Linked DNA regions of Homo sapiens: all the other regions are linked to region 2. The links are chromatin loops, found by intact Hi-C in ENCODE. Cell type or tissue: CD4-positive, alpha-beta T cell. All regions are shown on one strand. Links, peaks and the distances in the headings refer to the core of each region. The heading gives the core; the rest is flanking DNA.

Region 1 (5,392 bases), core at 314-5,313, 320 kb after region 2:
CTTGAAATGTAACTTGTATGCAAAAGTCTTAAGAAGACAGCCTCTCCTAGGGTTTTTATGGTTTTAGGTCTAACGTTTAAGTCTTTAATCCATCTTGAATTAATTTTTGTATAAGGTGTAAGGAAAGGATCCAGTTTCAGCTTTCTACATATGGCTAGCCAGTTTTCCCAGCACCATTTATTAAATAGGGAATCCTTTCCCCATTGCTTGTTTTTCTCAGGTTTGTCAAAGATCAGATAGTTGTAGATACGCAGCGTTATTTCTGAGGGCTCTGTTCTGTTCCATTGATCTATATCTCTGTTTTGGTACCAGTACCATGCTGTTTTGGTTACTGTAGCCTTGTAGTATAGTTTGAAGTCAGGTAGTGTGATGCCTCCAGCTTTGTTCTTTTGGCTTAGGATTGACTTGGCGATGTGGGCTCTTTTTTGGTTCCATATGAACTTTAAAGTAGTTTTTTCCAATTCTGTGAAGAAAGTCATTGGTAGCTTGATGGGGATGGCATTGAATCTATAAATTACCTTGGGCAGTATGGCCATTTTCACGATATTGATTCTTCCTACCCATGAGCATGGAATGTTCTTCCATTTGTTTGTATCCTCTTTTATTTCCTTGAGCAGCGGTTTGTAGTTCTCCTTGAAGAGGTCCTTCACATCCCATGTAAGTTGGATTCCTAGGTATTTTATTCTCTTTGAAGCAATTGTGAATGGGAGTTCACTCATGATTTGGCTCTCTGTTTGTCTGTTATTGGTGTATAAGAATGCTTGTGATTTTTGCACATTGATTTTGTATCCTGAGACTTTGCTGAAGTTGCTTATCAGCTTAAGGAGATTTTGGGCTGAGACAATGGGGTTTTCTAGATATACAATCATGTCATCTTCAAACAGGCATTACCATTCAGGACATAGGCATGGGCAAGGACTTCATGTCTAAAACACCAAAAGCAATGGCAACAAAAGCCAAAATTGACGAATGGGGTCTAATTAAACTAAAGAGCTTCTGCACAGCAAAAGAAACTACCATCAGAGTGAACAGGAAACCTACAAAATGGGAGAAAATTTTCGCAACCTACTCATCTGACAAAGGGCTAATATCCAGAATCTACAATGAACTCAAACAAATTTACAAGAAAAAAACAAACAACCCCATCAAAAAGTGGGCAAAGGATATGAACAGACACTTCTCAAAAGAAGACATTTATGCAGCCAAAAAAACACATGAAAAAATGCTCACCATCACTGGCCATCAAAGAAATGCAAATGAAAACCACAATGAGATACCATCTCACACCAGTTAGAATGGCAATCATTAAAAAGTCAGGAAACAACAGGTGCTGGAGAGGATGTGGAGAAATAGGAACACTTTTACACTGTTGGTGGGACTGTAAACTAGTTCAACCATTGTGGAAGTCAGTGTGGCGATTCCTCAGGGATCTAGAACTAGAAATACCATTTGACCCAGCCATCCCATTACTGGGTATATACCCAAAGGACTATAAATCATGCTGCTATAAAGACACGTGCACATGTATGTTTATTGTGGCACTATTCACAATAGCAAAGACTTGGAACCAACCCAAATGTCCAACAAGGATAGAATGGATTAAGAAAATGTGGCACATATACACCATGGAATACTATGCAGCCATAAAAAATGATGAGTTCATGTCCTTTGTAGGGACATGGATGAAATTGGAAATAATCATTCTCAGTAAACTATCGCAACAAGGACAAAAAACCAAGCACCACATGTTCTCACTCATAGGTGGGAATTGAACAATGAGAACACATGGACACAGGAAGGGGAACATCACACTCTGGGGACTGTTGTGGGGTGGGGGAAAGAGGGAGGGATAGCATTAGGAGATATACCTAATGCTAAATGACGAGTTAATGGGTGCAGCACACCAGCATGGCACATGTATACATATGTAACTAACCTGCACATTGTGCACATGTACCCTAAAACTTAAAGTATAATAATAATAAAATAAAAAAATAAAAAAAGAAGCCTCTCATTTGAATCAAAGACTCAGAAGGCATAAGACTAATACGTTTTATTTAAACTTCTGAAATGAATTTTGGTTTGGAATTAGATCTGAATATATAGGTCTAAACCCTAGTTTAGAGTCTTGAGTGTTTTAAGAATTAGAATTTTCCTGGGTCACATGCTGACTTTCACTTTCTGGAAATGTTTTAAAATGAGCGTACAAGAATTTTATAATGATCTCAAAATACACAAAATGATTGTTCACGAAAAGGAAGAGCAAGTGTGGAGAAATGAGAAACCAGTTCGCAGCAAACAGAAATAAAAAGGGGATGGAATTAAAACTTCTCTTGCTGAGAAATCAGATTCTCATAGAACAACCGTTCCAACTCCATTCATTTAGATGAACTCCGTTCATTTAGATAATAGCTTGAAGTGTAATTATTCCCCGTGGACCTTTGCGCTGACACTTCACAGCATTTGCCTCAGAGATCAGTCGTTATGGCTTGTTCAATACCCGTTTTCTCCACCAGAGGGCAGCAAGAGGCCGCACCAAGATTACTCTCTAAATGAGTCATTCTGGCTTCAGTGAGAAGCCACGTGGAGGAACCTACTACGTTGCAGCCCTCCTCTGCAAACCAAGATCCGCAACCTCAGACAGAATGGAGACAAATCGCCTTATCCCTGGCAGAAGATTTTCAGATAATCGGAGAAACGTCTCACAGGCAAATGCACATGATTTCAAGGCTTGCCCTCTGAAGAAGGAGTCAGTGGTGGTTTTGGACAGGAATGGCATCACTTAAATGTATTTTCAAGGAGCAGAGTCACCTGATGCTGAGAACGGCTAGACTAAAAAAAAAAAAAGAAAGAAAAAAAGTTGATAGGTACTCGAATGTGTTTTATCTGCGTTAAATACGAAATGCCCAAGAATGGGACTTGGAGAAAATGAAATCATTATTTCTACTCTTTGACAGCCTTGAGACAAAATTTCCAAGTCAAATTTATAAGGCCTCGGATTTGGTTGCTTGTTTTGCTTTCTTCTGTCTTGCCAGTTACCTCCTGAGAGTTGGGCAAAGATCAGTAAGATCCCTTTGCTGTGGCTGCCAGCAAGTCTGTGCCTGATTTGACGAGATTCTGAAAAGGTACCAGTGCCTCCTCCCTCCAAGGCCTCTCGTGGAACATAACACCCTAGAACTATGCCAAGAGACAGAGCCAAGCCACATTTCAGTGTCTGCTGCTGCACCAAGCTCTGAGCAGAGGCCATCTTTTCTGCTCAAGAAGTTGTTACTGAATTCTTTCAAGTGCTTGCTTTGGGGACAAAAATGATCAAGAAAGATAGTCTCTGTACAACCAACATTTCCAGGAAACCCATTATTTGTGCATTATCTGTATACTCACAAACACACATAAGCACATGCACACATGCCAAGACACAAAAAGTTTTCAGTTAAGAGAGTCATGTTCCTAAAAGCTTTATCTTTTACACCAGTATTTATTGCTGTCTATCTTCATAAGGTCTACTGTGGGAGATGCTGGCATAGAAAGAACTTTGCCTCAGGAATATACGAGAAAACATAATCAGGGCAGAAAGCAGAGGTATTCAAATAACAAGGTCCTAAAGTGTGTTGCAGCTGATACATGAACTCACATCTAACTCAGGTCAACTCTGGGATAAAAATGAGCATCGAACAGTCTCCTCCCACAAGTATGTAGGCACCATGAGAACAGCAATGTTTAGTTTCTTGTTCCATCCTAAGTGCCCGGAACATTTCTGATGCTCAATTAATGTTTGCCAAATAACAAAAACACTTAGGGAATGTACCATATCAGAGACAAACATACCGTCTCTCAGTAAGTCCCTCCAGCATTAACACAGATTGTGATTTCTTTAGGTTGACACTAGCTGAAGTAGTTGGCTTGGATTTAGGGGCCATGTTGTATGCATCGTTAACAACAATCATATCTAAAGGAGCAAGAAGCTCACCCAGGAGAAGTGTGTGGGCACAGATACTGGTGGAATGAATGGAAGACTCCCATCTAACGCTCTCTCAGGAGGGTTGCTGGATTTAGCAAATAAAAATACAAGGTATTCAGTTACATTTGAATTTCCGATAAATGAGTTTAGCATGGGACAAACTTATATTCAAAAATATTCATTATGTATCTGAAATTCAAAATGAACTTGGCCTCCTGTATTTTACCTGGCAAACCTACCATGGGGCATACACTTTCTGAGTGGAAAGGTGGGAGGATGGTCTGACTTTTTCAATTGTAACCTCTCTTTCTCTCTGGGCACATAGGTTGTATCCTTTTAACTTTAATGTATGAATGCCATTGTAGTATGATAATCACAGTGGATTCCATTTAATCCCATTAAGTGTGCCATCAGAAATCCCAGTATTTTGAAAATGTTCCCTGAGCTTAACGATTTGAGAACCACTAGTGTACAAACTTTAGTAAGCAGCCTTCTTTAATCTGAAGGAAGGGTGTGCCCTATAATCTTCTTCCTCCCCTTCACATTGGGAAATTATTTCTGGGCGGATACCTTTGTTCAAAAGGTTGAAAATAGGCTTAGATGGCACTGTATTTCCTAAGTAACTTCCTGCCAATTATCAACCTCTTCATTATAAAGTGGGTCTAATACCCCACTCAGGGGGTGACGCAGGGGTTCCTAATGGAAGAGTATGGGAAAAAAGGACTCAATTAAGTGATGATAATATGAACTCAACTTTTCCAACACAAATAAGGCTTAGAAAAAGTGATCCCCAGACTTCTGTTCAAAACATCTTGTATTAGTCCTGGACCACAGCCAGTCTTTCCTGAGAACCCACACCTAGCTGTGACTCTAAACAAGTGATGAGTTCCTAGTCACAGTCTTAAAGAGACCAGGTCCGCCTGAGCAGCCCTGTGCTTTATGGGCCAACTCAGCCAGAAGCTTCAATGAATAACCATGATACCTTGAGTGGAGGCAGGAGGAGTGGCCGGAGGCAGAGGAATCCAGCTACTAACCAGGGAAAGGATTCAAATAGATGCTTTTCCATTAGAAAGTCTCTGTTCAAATGACCTCAAGGCTTAAAATTATAGAATTTTGTAAAGAAAATTCTCTTTTGTCACCTATAAGCATTATCACTTTTTATTGAATTATACTATAAACAAATATTGTTTAATTGAATGAGACTAATTAAATCAATGAAAATACAATGTTTACCTTTTCTGGAAACCTTCAGTATATTATATGGCATTTAAGGCATTTTACAAATTAACACCAATCTATCTTTCCAATCTTATTTCCTTCTGCTTCTTTCTGGGACTACTACATTCTAGCCAGAGGTTTCTGCACCTTGGCACTGTTGACATTTTGAAGGGGAGAATTCTTTGTTGTAGGAACTATCCTGTGCATTGTAGGATA
Region 2 (5,392 bases), core at 219-5,218:
GGCTGGAGGGGTACTATTCTGCCTACCACAGTGTGCGTTCACTGGAATGCTCATTGTTATCTAATGGACAACCTGGGAGTTATCTGATTCTATAGAAACATTCTCCTTGCTTTGACAAGGCTGTTTACTATTTCCCAGGCCCTGGGCTGTGCATCTCACTTAATATCTAAACTAGTGATATCCCCATCTTACTAAAGAAGAAGGTGAGCCTTAGAACCAGTGAGTCACTTGTTCAAAGTCACATGGCACATCTCTTTCTATGGATCTTAGCCTCACTTGCTGGGGCACCTATAACAAGATATAGATTAACAAGAGAAAAGCATACCAATGTATTTATATATTCCATATGCAAAGGTGCCATATTTTGGGGTAGCATGTCCTGATTCCCATCACTGTTTTATCATTTTATTAGATGGAGAAACTGAGGGTGATGCAAATAATTCTTCTCTGTAGAAATACAAATGCATTTTGTCTAACTGGTATGTAATTGATTTATGCCTTGTAGGAAAGATCTTGCTTTGTCACCCAGGCTGGAGTGCAGTGGTGCAATCTCAGCTCACTGCAACCTCTGCCTCCTGGGCTCCAGTGATTCTCCTGCCTCAGCCTCCTGAGTAGCTGGGGCTACAGGTGCCCACCACCACGTCCGGCTAATTTTTGTATTTTTAGTAGAGACAGAGTTTCACCATATTGGCCAGGCTGGTCTCAAACTCCTGACCTCAAGTGATCCACCCGCTTCAGCCTCCCAAAGTGCTGGGATTACAGGCATGAGCCACCATGCCTGGCTGGAAAGATCATTTCAAATGTTACATTTTATTGTCCTATAAACATTAAATAGTTCTGCATCAATTGGTAAATTTGTTTCTGTATTGCTGAGTGCCTATATGTGTCTATTCTTCAGATTCTCTTTGAATCAGTTTTAACATCTTACTGATTCCTTCATTAATTAATGTATTAAATAAAATATTTGATATGTATTCATTTTACATTCAGATGAGAGTGATTATTTTATTTTTTAAAAATTAAATTTTGACACCCTTGAAATTACCCAATAGCCAAGAATTATCTACCTGAATTATATACAGAAGTTGATACTCTCTAAAACAGTATTTCCCCAGGTACACTCTATCTAACCCAAATTCTGTGGGTGTTAATAAATATTCCCTGAAAGAAGGGTTTCATTTTTAAATAATTTGGGGAAATTTTTTATTCAAAGAACCTCTTGCAGCACTAGTATTTTATGTACAACATTTTAGAAAATTTTATTCTAGGCCAAGTGCAGTGGCTCACACCTGTAATCCCAGCACTCTGGGAGGCCAAGGCAGGCAGATCACCTGAGGTCAGGAGTTTGAGACCAGCCTGGCCAACACGGCAAAACCCTGTCTCTACTAAAAATACAAAATTTAGCTGGGAGTGGTGGCACATGCCTGTAGTCCCAGCTACTCAGGGATGCTGAAGCAGGAGCATCACTTGAACCCAAGAGGCAGAGGTTGCAGTGAGCCGAGATAGTGCCAATGCATTCCAGCCTGGGGAACAGAGTGAGGCTGCATGTCAAGAAAAGACAAGACAAGACAAGAAAAGAAAAGAAAATCTTATTCTAGATTCTTGGATCATTGTAAACTAATCACAAACCATTAGCCAAGACCCACATACAATTATTGTGCTCATGTCAAAAAAAATCATTCTATTTCTTTGCCTTAGTTTTCCCACCTTCAAAATGCTCTTGGCTGTCTGGCTGTCTGTAACTTAAGCCTGCTTGCAACCAGTAAGGTTTTAGGTGTATAGGTGTGTCTCAGAACCAAGAGTATCTCTGATTTTTGTTTGATTTGATTTTTCTAGATATTCAAGAGATTGAGATAGGATCTAGAATATCAAATTATTGATTTATAATGGATCATCAGTGGCCCAAAAGCTCATGTTCGTCTTTCAAGATTCCACCTTCCTGGTAATAGTGGGCCTGGTGGCTGGTAGTCAAATGACTCTTTGGTGACTGTGAATCAGAGTAAAGTGAGGTATGCACTCTCTCAGATCAAGTAATAATAACAAAGTATGATAATAATCACTAACACTCTTAGATGTTTACTATTTGCCAGGTCCTGGGCTGAACACGGTGCATAAACTCATTTAATATCTAAACTAGTGATATTTCCATCTTACTAAAGAAGAAGCTGAGCCTTCTAGCCAGTGAGTCACTTGTTGAAAGTCACATGGCACAGGTTGAGCTGTGATTGAGGCCCACACAGTAGTGAGCATTATAATACCCAGGCCTATAGTCCTTTGGCTGATTGGGGCCAGATGTAGTTCAGATTTCTGAATTTTTAAGATTTGAGAGAAGTAAACAGTTCATATACTGTACATTAAAACACCCCTAGTGGGTACTCTACCTTTTAACGTTCCTACTAGGAATATGGGCAGCCTCTCATGATTAAACACATTAATTAATATATCTGTCATAAAAGATAAAAATACTCACATTAAGATAATAAAGACTATGTCCTCATATTGCAGGTAAACGTTGTTGCCAAATAGGTCTCAAAAGAGTTTCCATTTTCAAAGTTTTTTGAGTTTTAGAACTTCACATAAAGGATTCCGGACCTGCACTGTTCACTAGGTTTAGTATCTCTCCCTTCCCGGGGTAGTGCCGACAATACTGCTGATTCTTACTCTTACTTTAGGTTTGATGAGCCAAGCTTCCAGCTCCAGGTTTTCTTGAGTCAGGGTAAAATACATTTGGCCTCTAGGGGGAGCTCCAGGCCTCCAGTTTCACTCCACTTCACCACTTCCCCAGACCCCAATCTACACCCTGGAAAGCAAAGCGCTCCAACCCCAAAGAGGAGCTGTACAACTGGACATGTCAAGAAGTACTTACATTGAGCCACCATACAAAGGCTGTGGTCTCTTTTTCCCAGCATTTTCTTCTCTGGGAGTGTGTCTTCCCTCTGCACACGTGGTACAGTAGATGACCAGGAGCTGCTCCTGGCCGTGGCTCATCCCTCCCTGAGAGAGCAATGGGATGGGCAACGTCTACAGAACAGTGTCCCACAGCGCTTAAGAATATGCAGGCCGGTCCTCCCTTTCCTTGGCAGGCTTTCCTACCGCCCTTCCTTGCCATCAGTGTGGTACAATAGAAAAGTTAGAAGGGCGGTGGCTCACGCCTATAATCCCAGCACTTTGGGAGGCTGGGGCGGGCGGATCACGAGGTCAAGAGATCGGGGCCATCCTGGCCAGCATGCTCAAACCCCATCTCTACTAAAAATACAAAAATTAGCTGTGCGTGGTGGCGGGCGCCTGTGGTCCCAGGTACTCAGGAGGCTGGGGCAGGAGAGTCTCTTGAACCTGGGAGGCGTAGGTTGCAGTGAGCCGAGATCAGGCCACTGCACTCCAGCCTGGCGACAGAACGAGACTCCGTCTTTAAAAAAAAAAAAAAAACGGAATTTTTTTTTTTTTAATGACCTTCCTTAAAGGCAGCAGAGGGAGGTCTCCGTGTCCCAAGCCTCTGCACAGGGTCCCTCATTGAAACTTGGAATAAAAGTTCACCGAAGCCAATGAACATTTTCTGGTTTTCTGCTAAATGTCTGTTTTCTCACATGAGAAAAGTCGCCGTAGAGAGACTGTTCCCTAGATTCCCGGAAAAACACCGTTCCATTCCCATTTAGAAACAACTTATAAATACAGTTGTCTATGTGTGGGCTTTGTTTTGGTTGCATTTCAAACCTGCTTTCTCTCATTTACACCTTCAATTAAGTGCTTTTATACTTTCTCAGGTTCCCAGTTACGGGAATTCTCTTGGTTGTGTCTAGAGCTGGCTCATTGCATTCATTATGTGTTATATTTCACCATTTTAGCTTTCAGAGATAACTGTGTACCCAGGGTTGGTATTCAAAACTCTGAGCAACTGAAAAGCCACAGGCACCAACCAATCAGAACAGATGCTAGCTATAAGCAACCAACGCAGCTGTGCCGTGCCATGCACACAGATGGAGCCTCAGCCTGGCTGATGTGATCTATGTAAGAATCTGGTCTATGATTCCATTCTAGCTTCTATTCCTACTTTGTACTTGGCCTACTTGTGAAATATGTCTTCATGTAACATTGAGGAAAGGCAGTAAAAAAAAATTTCTATTGCCATAAAAAACACATAATTAATGCTGCAGTGGCAAACAAAAACCAATGCTAGTGTAACCACCCAAGGGGTTCACCTTGCCCGGTGCCTAGACAGAGCCGATTCATCAAGACAGGGGAATTGCAATAGAGAAAGAGTAATTTATAGAGCCGGCTGTGCAGGAGACTGGAGTTTTATTATTATTCAAATCAAACTCCCTGAGCATTCAGGGAGCAGAGTTTTTAAGGATAACTTGGTTGGGTGGGGGGAAGCCAGTGAGCCAGGAGTGCTGGTTGACAGGGATGAAATCACAGGGAGTCGAAGCTGTCTCCTTGTGCTGAGTCAGTTCTTGGGTGGGTGCCACAAGATCAGATGAGCCGGTTTATTGATTTGGGTGGTGCCAGCTGATCCATCAAGTGCAGGGTCTGCAAAGTATCTCAAGCACTGATCTTAGGAGCAGTTTAGGGAGTCAGATTCTTATAGCCTCCAGCTGCATGACTCCTAAACCGTAATTTCTAACCTTCTGGCTAATATTGGTCTAGTCCCCAGGCAAGAAGGAGGTCTGCTTTGGGAAAGGGCTGTTACCATCTTTTTTTTTAAACTATAAACTAAATTTCTCTCAAAGTTAGTTCGTCCTACGCCCAGGAATGAAAAAGACAGCATGGAGGTTAGAAGCAAGATGGAGTCAGTTAAGTTAGATCTCTTTCGCTGTCTCAGTCATAATTTTGCAAAGGTAGTTTCAATCGTGCTGATTATTCTCACTGCCTACTTAAGTGTAGTATGAAAGGAACTATTCCTGGTAGAAGCTGATATCTCTATCTGAAAGGCAGGATGTGGCCTCTAAGAACCCGCTCTTACTTCTAAAAGGACAGGTCCTAAGAGACTGCATCAAGCCTTCAGCTCACAAAGAATTGCTGCTGGTACCATTCAAATTATTCATTCTAGAAAGCCCAAAAAAATATTTCTTAAACCTGCTAACTATAACCTTCCGTAATAGCAGCATAGACTACCAGAAGCCAAAAATATACATTTCATGTAAACAGCTTTGAGCTTTGTCAAGTGTTAAATACTGAACTGGTCATCGTACATGACTCAAAGTATCTAACTCAGGGGTGTTTTCTGCACACATTAGTCAATGCCATCTCCTGACAAAATATGACATGCCATTTGCGGCTCTACTAGGCATTCTAAATATCAGGAAAAAAGAAGAGAACTAAGGTATGAGATTGTTACACGCGGTTGTGAGTAACAGCAAGGGAAAAGCAATAGAACAGAGGTCTCTGGGCAGAAAGT
Region 3 (5,392 bases), core at 299-5,298, 550 kb after region 2:
TTCTCCCACATGGAGTAAAATGGAAATGGACTAGAATGATCAGTGGGAATGATGGTGTGGTACCTCTTGATGTTCAAAGGGGAGAGCAGTCCTTGCCCCATCTGAGCTCTCACCAGCTCTGATGCCCTCAGACAGGGAGACAGCCAGCAGGGGGATGGGGCGACAGGCCCACCCTGCCCAGCCCCACCTCCCCATCTGGGCTTGTGCACTGCAGGGGTCCCAAGTCTAGCCCGGACGAGGGCTCTTTCTTATACACACTGCCCGACGACTCCACTCACCAGCTGCTGCAGCCCCATCACGACTGCTGCCAACGCCAGGAGCAGCCTGCTGCTGTGGGCCAGTCAGGGGTGAGGAGAGCCCCCGACAGTCCTGTCCTGGAAGCAGTGTGGGACCCTCCATTTCACTCAGGTTGGTTCCAGGAGCAGGGCAGGGAAATTAAACAGGCTGGGGGTGACATGAGGTAGGCATCCACAAGCCAGTAGTAACAGTCTTCAAAGGTGGGGCTTGGTAAGGAGCCAGCCACAGCATTTATGTGGGAGGGATGGGGCATCGAGGGTGGCTGGCCACTTTCCTTCACTGCTGAAGGCCCAGTAGGTCTGTGGGATGTCCAAGTGGGTTCTACTGCAACATGATAAGCTGCGGTCCTCAGCCTCTGAGAAAAAGGCTATTTCTCCATTTCAGAGAAAAAAGCCCTTTTTGGTCTGTGCATTTCAAGGCCATTCACAAATTCCATTTGCTGCTCATCACACTAAGAGGCATTCTCTAATCACTCTGAAATGCCTTGCTTTGTTGAGGCTTGTCTCTTAATTAAGGAATAAGGTTGCCTCAATCATTAAGGAGCCAAATTCTTACAAACATCATCATCATAACTCTTTGTACTTCCACGGAACTTTTTCTCCAAGGAGTTTTGGGCCATTCACGCTAAGCCCATCCCATTGTCTTCCTCCATGCTAGTCTCCTTAGAAATCAGTGGATACTTGGTGAGGGCACCAAGTATCCACTAACGTTTCTTAGCTTCTCTGTGTGTGTGCCCATTCATAGGCAGATCCTGGACTCTGTCTCTAGGAGATTAAATTTAAAAGATGCTGGGTCCTAAAGCTCGACCCAGCATCATTTAAACTGGACCGTGTCAATCTGGGGGGACTGGATTGTGAGTGGGATGATTGTAACCAGAAGCCATAGCAAAGGGTGGACTAGCCGCCTAAACATAGAAAGAGCAGGGCTTCCTTCTGCGTTTCACGGGCTGCACTGACTTCATCTGCTCCTGTGGTGTGGGCTCAGTGCGGGAGTCTCTACAGTCCCAGCATGAGTGGGAAATGGGTGGCAAGTGGCCCTCCCTGTTTTGATGAGAGACCTTGGAGGGAACAGAAGTGCCCTTGTCTCGGTTGTAGGTTTCTGTCCCCTTTCCAGAGCCAGTGTAACCACCTCCACCACAGATAGAGATTGGCCCAGTGTCACTGGGTGTTGGCTCCTCGGTCAATCTGGATTTTAATGGTTCCTACTCTTTCTCCCCTCAGGGCCCCCATGCTGCTTGGGCCTTGTGCCAGTTGAAGAGGTGGACAGTCCTGACTCCTGCCAAGTGAGTGGAGGAGACTGGTGTCCCCAGCACCCCGTAGGGGCCTACGTAGGACAGGAACCTGGAATGCAGCTCTCCCCGGGGCCACTGGTGCGTGTGTCTTTTGAAACACCACCTCTCACAATTTAGGCAGAAGCTGATATCCCAGAAAGACTATATATTGTTTTTTTTTTAAAAAAAAAAAGAAGAAAAAAGAGACAGAGAAAATTGGTATTTATTTTTCTATTATAGCCATATTTATATATTTATGCACTTGTAAATAAATGTATATGTTTTATAATTCTGGAGAGACATAAGGAGTCCTACCCGTTGAGGTTGGAGAGGGAAAATAAAGAAGCTGCCACCTAACAGGAGTCACCCAGGAAAGCACCGCACAGGCTGGCGCGGGACAGACTCCTAACCTGGGGCCTCTGCAGTGGCAGGCGAGGCTGCAGGAGGCCCACAGATAAGCTGGCAAGAGGAAGGATCCCAGGCACATGGTTCATCACGAGCATGAGGGAACAGCAAGGGGCACGGTATCACAGCCTGGAGACACCCACACAGATGGCTGGATCCGGTGCTACGGGAAACATTTTCCTAAGATGCCCATGAGAACAGACCAAGATGTGTACAGCACTATGAGCATTAAAAAACCTTCCAGAATCAATAATCCGTGGCAACATATCTCTGTAAAAACAAACACTGTAACTTCTAAATAAATGTTTAGTCTTCCCTGTAACCTTCAAACTGAGTCATGTGTGAGTCAGCATTTTCTTTACATGTTAGAATTCAGTCTCTGAGTATTTGAAGAAAATACCCACTTACAATATTTTCAGGTCCATCAGAAATGAGATCTGAAAAAGGTAGTAAATGTTTCTCTTTTTTGTTTTTTAAAACAGTGAATGTCAGTTGTGCTTGGATTCATGCAGAACACATTACCGTTTAGTCCACAAGGGAACCGTTGTACAACAGACCAGGAAAAACAGGTTCATAGTTCTCTTACCAACTGGACTTGAGATGAAGTTTAGGTCATATTGAAGAAATAGAACTAATCTTTTTTATATAGGTGTGTGTTGAAGACCAAATATTTTCTCCAAAATACTGTTTAGCTAAGTGCTGTGCCACACATGGACATATGGTGCATAATAAATTCACTTCCCTTCTTTCCAAAGATACACCAACATTGCCAGAGTAGTTGACTCACTAGTTTAAAATCAACATTTACTTACTGTTGTCCAACCAAAGGATCAACCATAGATTCTTTTTTAATTGAAATTTTAAAATCTTTATATGTGGAAGTGGAATTAGATGGAGACTGATGCTTGCAATGAAAGCCTTACTACGCTTTGTGTTTTGGGGCTGGAGAGGGTGGGGGGAGCCTGTATTTTCTAGATTTCTGTAAAATTGAGTTACAGATGAAATGCCACTTGAGACAATCTCGTTAAGTGGGGGGCCAGACCCTGGCTTTTAAACATGAAGAATTTGATAAACAGGGTCCTAGGGAAGAGTCACTCTGACTGTTTAGGGCAAGTGCATCCTCTGCTGGCCAAAATAAGTATAGCACCTGCTATTCCTGACTTCTGCATCCTTTTTCCATCAAGCTCAACGTCAGAGAGAACTTCATGTGGAAGTGCAGCATGGTTTTCAGGAAAGCAGTATTTTAAAAATATTATTTAAAAGGAAGGACTGTAAGGAACAGGTAAATGTTAGGAAATGAGAAGCAGAGCAGGGAAGAGAAGAGAAAAAATAAGATACTGTGATTTCAGACAACCTGGCATCACGGCCCAGAGCTCACTTCTGGGGTGGGTAGGGCTGACGCTCTCAGTCATTGCTTTGCTATCCAGAGGCCCCCCAATCTGAGCTGTAACTCACCTTCTAGCCCCACTGGTTTTTACATTTTTTCCTTTTTCTCCTTGATGATCTAAGGTAGCTGTCAAAATGAAGTCTGGTGAACTTTTCTGAAGTGATAGGTGAAACATCTGCTTTCTGCACAGCACTGGAATCATAGCACTCAATGGATTTAGCTCTAAAGAGAAATTTAGCACATGGCTCACAGACCTCCCTAAGCTGGGGAGCCCGCTGTGGTGGGACAGGCTGGCTGGCAGGCATGAGCAACTCCTTTACTCTGAAGTTGTGACAGAGGGGCTGGACTCTGTGGTTTCTTTTTCTTCCAATGCTGAGATTGATCATCGGTGATACTATGGATGACAGTTCAGAAGAGCCAAGTTATATGAACAATTGACCCACAAGTAACTCAGTGTAGGCTGATTTTTGGCCTTACCCTCAGAGGTGAGGCTGCTCCTCTGGGAGCACAGCAGAAGGCAGGGAAGTGTGCCAGGAGCAGGATAGCTTCCCAGCCACCCTGCCCATGCCACACCCTGCTGGTCTACTTGTGTTTGAAGCTTAACTTCCCAAAGACTCAGATGCTCTAACTTAACTACAGATTTAAGACTAAGCCTGGAATCAAGTTGAAATGAACCTAAAGCTATCAACATATTTTGTCCAATTCAAAATAAAGTAATTCAGTGTTAACTGTCGTCAATTCCCAAACATGCGGAATGAAGCCCTGAATATTGTAGAATTAACTAGTGATTTAGTCCAGCTCAGTTTGGGAATAATTATCCCGATTAGCTTTCCTCTCAGTTGAAATGCACAGCAAGTCCTGATGTGGCTCTTCTGTAGACTGTAGGTCCATTCTTGCTGCAATCAGAATCAGAATCTCAGAATGGGAAGGAACCCATTCTACCAATCCTTCATTTGTCAGATAATAAAATGAGGCCCAGGAAGATAACGTAACTTCTCCTGATTCTCTACAATTACCAAGGGGATGGTATCGCCTCAAGACCTTTCTCAGAGACCAGCCACTCTCTCCAGGCAGCTGCTTCTTGTGGCTGCCAGCTCCCACGAAGGCCCCGGTGACCCCCACCTGGCATTCACACCCTGTTCAGTCCCCTCCCACATCACACAGGGTCAGCCTGTGACCCATATGACAATAGTGACGCTATGTCACTTCTGAGCTTGGGCTGTAAAAGACTGTGGCTCTTGTATACATCATTCTCTCTTGCTGTCTCCCTCACTCTTGGATCACTTGCTCTGGGAGAAGTCATATCCCAAGCGGCCCTATGGAGAGGCCCACATGGCGAGGAACTGAAGCCCTGCCTAATGGCCAAGGGAGTGAATTTGCTAATAGCCCCTCCAGCTCCAGCCAAGCTTCAGATGGCTGCAGCCCCAGCTCCTAGTGTGACTGCAACTCCACGAAAGACCCTGAGCCAGAACACCCGGCCAAGCTGTCCCCAGATTCCTGGACCTCAGAAACCCTCTCACTCCTGGGTGAGATCACAAGTTTGTTGTTTCAAGCTAAGTTTGGGGGTAATTTTTTACCGCAATAAATAAGACACTCAGGGCTATGACTAGCATATTTTTAAAAATACTTGAAAGGCACACATGGCTTAGGATATACAACACAGAAAGTGATTTAAAAAAAAAAGTGGGTGCTCTCCAGTAGAGAAGTGACTACATCAGAAATTAATGGTGACAAGTGCAAACAATAAGGTATTCTGACCTCTTAAATAGGAATATGAAGGAATCTTAGGAAGACAATAGGCCAAGTGGCCACCTCTAAGAATATGCTGATGTACAAAGAAAGCAAGACCTGTCTGTAATTTTGGGGGGCACATTAGCAGGCTAATCACAGGTGAGGAAGACTTGGCATTGCTGAGTTCCCTTCTACATTTATGCAATGTTCCTTTCTTCACCCGCCCTTCTCAGTGACCAGCTTATCCTGGAACAGCCTCAATGAGTAGCTCGTTAATACAGAGCTCTTAATCTAAAGAGCTA
Region 4 (5,392 bases), core at 248-5,247, 300 kb after region 2:
ATGTAAAGGATTAAGTGCTGTGCTTTTAGATATGCATACACATAAACATCTCAATGCTTTACAAAGCAGTATTGCTGCCCGCAGGTCCCACCTCCAGCCGTAAGGCGGTTTTTCCCTATCTCAGTAGATGGAGCATACAATCGGGTTTTATACCGAGACATTCCATTGCCCAGGGACAGGCAGGAGACAGATGCCTTCCTCTTGTCTCAACTGCAAGAGGCATTCCTTCCTCTTTTACTAATCCTCCTCAGCACAGACCCTTTACGGGTGTCGGGCTGGGGGACGGTCAGGTCTTTCCCTTCCCACGAGGCCATATTTCAGACTATCACATGGGGAGAAACCTTGGACAATACCTGGCTTTCCTAGGCAGAGGTCCCTGCGGCCTTCCGCAGTTTTTGTGTCCCTGGGTACTTGAGATTAGGGAGTGGTGATGACTCTTAAGGAGCATGCTGCCTTCAAGCATCTGTTTAACAAAGCACATCTTGCACCGCCCTTAATCCATTTAACTCTGAGTTGACACAGCACATGTTTCAGAGAGCACGGGGTTGGGGGTAAGGTCACAGAATCTCAAGGCAGAAGAATTTTTCTTAGTACATAACAAAATGGAGTCTCCTATGTCTACTTCTTTCTACACAGACACAGTAACAATCTGATCTCTCTTGCTTTTCCCCACACCAGCCAAAGAGAAACAGTAGAATATGTAAAGGGATTTACAGAAAGAAATTGACTTATACCATTGTAGAGGTCAGATAGGAAAGTCTGAAATTCATAAGGCTGGAAACTCTCAGGCAGGAGCTGAAGAGGAAGTCCGCAGGTGGAATTTCTTCTTTCTTCACATCTTCAGGAAAACCTAAGTTCTATTCTTTAGGCCTTTCAACTGATTGGATCAGGCTCACCCACATTACCCAGAATAATCCCCTTTACATAAAATCAACTGGCTGTAGACATTAATCACTTCTACAGAATACCTTCACAGCAACACCTAAGCTAATATTTGATTGAATAACTGGGTGCTACAGCCTAGCCAAGTTGACACATAAAGCTGACCATCACAGATGGAAAATGACTTGATCAAACATATATATAGGCTAAAGGGAAGAATTCAAAGTGTGAAAGAAGCTGGATATAAAAAAATAGGAGAGAATTGATGGAGAAAGACCCATTACTCATTCAACAAAGTTTCTGAGCGTCAGTTTTTTGCCAGACACCATCCTAGGAACCAGAAGAGACAAGCAGGGATGGAATCAAGTGCTGAAGTAAAGCAGTTGACTTAAATATCAAAACCTTTTATTATCTGAGCCAGGAAGAAAAATAAAGATAGTATAGATATAGATCTATTTCGGAAGGAGTGATGGACAGCTTCTGTGTTCTCAATGGAGGAGGATTTGAGATCATTACCAAGAGTGGAGGAGGGCAGGGAGATGGTGTTCTGGATGAGCAATGGATGTTGAAATCCGAGCTTCCTTGAATCAGGGCACATGGGAAAAGCACAGGCTATGTACATTAGAAGTAAGGTTTTAGGGCCCTACTGTAAACAAATCTCTAGACTGCAAAAAAAAAAAAAAAAAAAGGCTGTCACAGACAAAAATGACCATTAAATGTAAAACCTTGGCCATCTCATTAGTAATTCATGAAATACAAATTAAAATAATTTTTAGCTTCTATCAAATAGACAAAGAGTAAAAAGCATGGTGTCTGGTGTCACTAGGGCTTTGCACGAAAAATCTAGGTGCAAAGTTATCCTTTGTTGTAATCATAAAAAAGGAAAGTGACATTGTATCCTCACAATAATTCGATTACTTTCTAATATTTTGGCAGTGGAATTTTTTATTCCCCACAAAATCTTATATAGAAACCTACTATGTAAAACAAATATATAAAAGCAAGATTGCAGTGGTTAAGTATGTATGGGGGAATGCAAGGCCCTCCCATTAAGGCAATTTTGAGGGGCCATTTCCTGAGGTACTTGCCCAAGACATTTCCTAGAACAGTTTGAAACTTGCTGCTGTAAATAAATATGTATTAATGTGAGCAATTATTAATGATACATTAAGATTTTTTTAAGCAGTTCAGAAAACTGTATGTCATTCCTTGAAAAAAATACATAGCCACACATTGAGGAAGAGGTCTAGAAGGATCTAAATGAAGGTTATAACAATGGTCATTTTTCTGGCAGTAGGATAGATTTTTTTTTCTTCTATGAGCTTATTTTTTTATATTTTAAAAAAAGAAGTATTGCTGTTGTAATGAGAAAAAATTATGTATTATTTTTATTTATTTATTTAATTATTTTATTTATTTTACTTTTTTTGAGGTGGAGTCTCACTCTGTCGCCCAGGCTGGAGTGCAGTGACACTGTCTCGGCTCACTGCAACCTCCACTGGGAACAAGTGATTATCCTGCCTCCGCCTTCCAAGTAGTTGGGATTATAGGCACCCACCGTGGCCAGCTAATTTTTGTGTTTTTAGCAGAGACAGGGTTTCTCGATGTTGGCCAGTCTGGTCGCGAACTCCTGACCTCAGGTGATCCCCCAACCTCAGCCTCCCAAAGTGCTGGGATTACAGGCGTGAGCCACCTCGCCCGGCGAAAAAAATTATTTTTAATGCTAGAATGCTGTGTACCAAGATGTTTGTGTGTGTGCATGCACATGATATGATATGTGTATGCACAATATATTCAGAGATATATCTTTTGGCTTATTCACCTATGGCCTTTCAGCTCTAATCCCATGCTTCTATATTTGCTCTGTGATGCTGGAACTGGGACTCTGCAAACTACTTGGCTAGCTGGTAGATATACCAATATGGGCCACTAGAGGGAGGTTGAAGGCAAGAGCAGGAGAGAAGATTCTTCTCTGCTCCATTGTCCCTGGCAGTGTTGCCCAACACTGTCTTCACTCCAGGTAATGGCAGTTGGTTCCAGTCCCTGAATCTTTTTGACACACGCCCAGACCTACCCTCAGAGGTACTAGCAGCACCGGGATGGTGTTCTGTCCTCAGAGGTCTGGGTCCCAATTCCGTAAGTCCCTTCCTCTAAAAATCTAAATTCTGATAACCCCAAATTTCTTTGCCTGGTTTCTCCAGTTCCAGGGATTGTAACTGCTTTCAGCAGTTACCTCTGTGTTACTTCAGTGTTGTATCATCTTTTCATCTTAGTTCTTAAACATTCATTTAACTAATTCCTTATATTTACCTTAAATTCTTTCTGGTGGCCGGGCGCGGTGGCTCATACCTGTAATCCCAGCACTTTGGGAGGCTGAAGTGGGTGGATCACTTGAGGCCAGGAGTTCGAGACCAGCCTGACCCACATGGTGAAACCCCCTCTCTACTAAAAATGCAAAAAAATTAGCCAGGCGTGTTGGCGCATGCTTGTAATCCCAGCTACTTGGGAGGCTGAGGCAGGAGAATCCTTGAACCTGGGAGGCAGAGGTTGCAGTGAGCCGAGATTGCACCCTTGCACTCCAGCCTGGGCAACAAGAGTGAAACTCCATCTCGAAAAAGAAAATTCTTTCTGGTAAAATATATAACATGGTATTATTTTGTTTTACTAATGGACTTTGACTGATATGATATTTGGAACCAGAAGTGGTCCCAGGAAACGGCCCCTCTAAATGAAATTCTGTGGTTGGTTTGGCCATGTCCTTAGCTTTAAACACAGTAGTGATGGGGAAATTGGGTATTAGAAATCCTTGGTGTGCTGCAGCATCATACTTAGTCACCTGAAGCTGACTGTGAGGAAGTGCCCTCTGAAGCCCACTGACTCCACGACTGTTACAGTAGCAGTGATGCTTCTGAGTGCACTGGAAAGCCTACAGAAAGTGACACACTTAGGTATTTAACACAGCTCAAGTCACAGAGAATCAGGGAGCGTCTATGCTGGCCCTAAAATAATCAGTTATTTCTTATAGTTTCATAGCTGACCTTGACCCAAAATTCAGTTCTGTGGGTTGCAGAATTACAACCTAAACTGAATTCATAGACTCACAAATCTCATCTGTGAAAGTTAGAGCATTGATTGGCAGCAAGAAGGACTCTGAGCCTCGGAATTAGTTGAACTCAGGAAAAGCTGAGAATCTTGGAGCAGTCTGCCTTCCTGTGTCTGAGGAGACTTGTATGAAGACCCTATGATAACCTCAAGACCCACCAAACCACTTCTCATCACTTCTAGAGCTATAACTAAAATCAGATCTCAGTTAGCTCCAGGGGGACAAGTACAAAGTCTAATATGGAAAGAAATAGTTTAGATTTCAAAATAGTTGCAAAATGTTGCTAATTTTTAGTGACAGAAACTGAAGTAGTGTTGGATTTTAACGTTATTAGACCATAGAGGATGGAATATCAAGCACTGGACTAAACCAAATGTATCAATATGAGTCATCATATCAGTTTCTAGAGAGTCTTGCAGCGAGAAGTGTATCTAACAGTTTTCTTTGATGATTGAAAATTGAATCCAGCTATAACCTACATTCAACGAGGTTAAGATGCCAGAATTTCCCTGGATTAATGTAAAAGGAGGGATCCAAAGACTTAGGAAAATTGGAATGTTGGAATGGATATATAATCTGTGGTCTGCACATCCACCCCACCCCGACTGTGTCTTCTGAGAGAGCTCAGAGGTCACACCCTCCACTAAGGCCTTGAGAAATACATTAATGAGGTGCTATCAGTTTCTTTACAAAGTTCTGCAATGGCTGTCTTCTGTAGGTCAGAGTGATGATAGAAGATACCATCATTGAAATTGGCCCCTTGATTTCAATGGGATCCCAGAATGGTAAAGACCAATGAGCAATGATTAATTACAAGAGACAGTTGATGCATTTACTATAATGGACAATAGGAACAAAATGGTAACCAGATTGTTTTGACTAGCAAGGAACTTTAGTGGAGGCTAATTGATCACAGTGTCTGTAGGAATTAAATATATCGCAGCCTATGAAAATATTACTTCATCGATACAAAAGGAACCAGGAACTTGATTTGAGCACCAAACTGGAGAGACATGGCTTCTTACTTAGTTTCCAGATTTAGACAAGTTCAACAATATAGAGTCTCTTGATGGACAGGAAATTCAGGACAAGGATGTTCATCACTGTCATTTACAGTAACAAAAATGTGAACACATATAAATACTGTTGGGCTTCAAAGTGTGGGACCCTAGAAATTGAGAAAACCACAGAAGCAAGGTCATTCTCTCATATTCTCCCACCGTTCTGCAAGACAGCCAGCCATAAAAGAATTATCTGACCTACCTCCCCTGAAAGTAGGCCATAAGACATCACAACACAGGTGTCCTGCTCTGTATCTAGAGGAAATAAAGGAAGACATAAAGAAGAATCTGAACAAACAGGCCTTGCTAAGTTCTCCCCCACAATCCCTGTTTATTATCATTAGGT

Evidence for each region. Peaks named below come from ENCODE experiments on the same cell type or tissue, not always from the same donor. Only the 100,000 strongest peaks of a DNase experiment are listed, where the experiment ranks them.
Region 1: a loop joins it to region 2, with 4 times the contacts of the local background. A loop is called at or near these places in 4 of 110 quality-filtered maps.
Region 3: it touches region 2 in a loop (4-fold over the local background); 9 of 110 quality-filtered maps call a loop at or near these places.
Region 4: it touches region 2 in a loop (3-fold over the local background); 7 of 110 quality-filtered maps call a loop at or near these places.

The regions. Positions count from the first base shown.
Region 1 is chr3:113,048,874-113,054,265 of GRCh38, forward strand. The region is part of intron 1 of NEPRO-AS1 (NEPRO antisense RNA 1); the gene reads left to right. LOLI1 (lncRNA oncogene in liver cancer 1) reads right to left here. Exons shown (of 3, transcript NR_189285.1): 3 at 2,040-2,832. Among named protein-coding and RNA genes, the nearest start is that of RMP64, 32 kb to the left of the region's middle. RefSeq lists an enhancer at 2,651-2,830. In CD4-positive, alpha-beta T cell, for the core only: a CTCF peak has its summit at 2,495 (motif pointing right); a DNase peak (open chromatin) is centred at 2,548.
Region 2 is chr3:112,732,173-112,737,564 of GRCh38, forward strand. It overlaps LINC02042 (long intergenic non-protein coding RNA 2042), which reads right to left. Exons shown (of 5, transcript NR_110017.1): 5 at 4,277-4,524. MIR9900 (microRNA 9900) reads left to right here and starts at 4,917; the gene lies at 4,917-5,009. In CD4-positive, alpha-beta T cell, for the core only: a CTCF peak has its summit at 2,781 (motif pointing right); DNase peaks (open chromatin) are centred at 2,739 and 4,939; H3K27ac peaks cover 1,401 bases.
Region 3 is chr3:113,285,158-113,290,549 of GRCh38, forward strand. It overlaps BOC (BOC cell adhesion associated, oncogene regulated), which reads left to right. Exons shown (of 20, transcript NM_001378074.1): 19 at 215-408; 20 at 1,518-2,302. The coding sequence ends at 1,705. CFAP44 (cilia and flagella associated protein 44) reads right to left here. Exons shown (of 35, transcript NM_001164496.2): 35 at 1,773-5,392. SPICE1-CFAP44 (SPICE1-CFAP44 readthrough (NMD candidate)) reads right to left here. Exons shown (of 52, transcript NR_183050.1): 52 at 1,773-5,392. Among named protein-coding and RNA genes, the nearest start is that of BOC, 76 kb to the left of the region's middle. In CD4-positive, alpha-beta T cell, for the core only: CTCF peaks have their summits at 3,110 (motif pointing left) and 3,313; a DNase peak (open chromatin) is centred at 3,104.
Region 4 is chr3:113,032,762-113,038,153 of GRCh38, forward strand. All of the region lies in intron 1 of NEPRO-AS1 (NEPRO antisense RNA 1), which reads left to right. Among named protein-coding and RNA genes, the nearest start is that of RMP64, 16 kb to the left of the region's middle. In CD4-positive, alpha-beta T cell, for the core only: CTCF peaks have their summits at 2,800 (motif pointing right) and 3,001; a DNase peak (open chromatin) is centred at 2,810.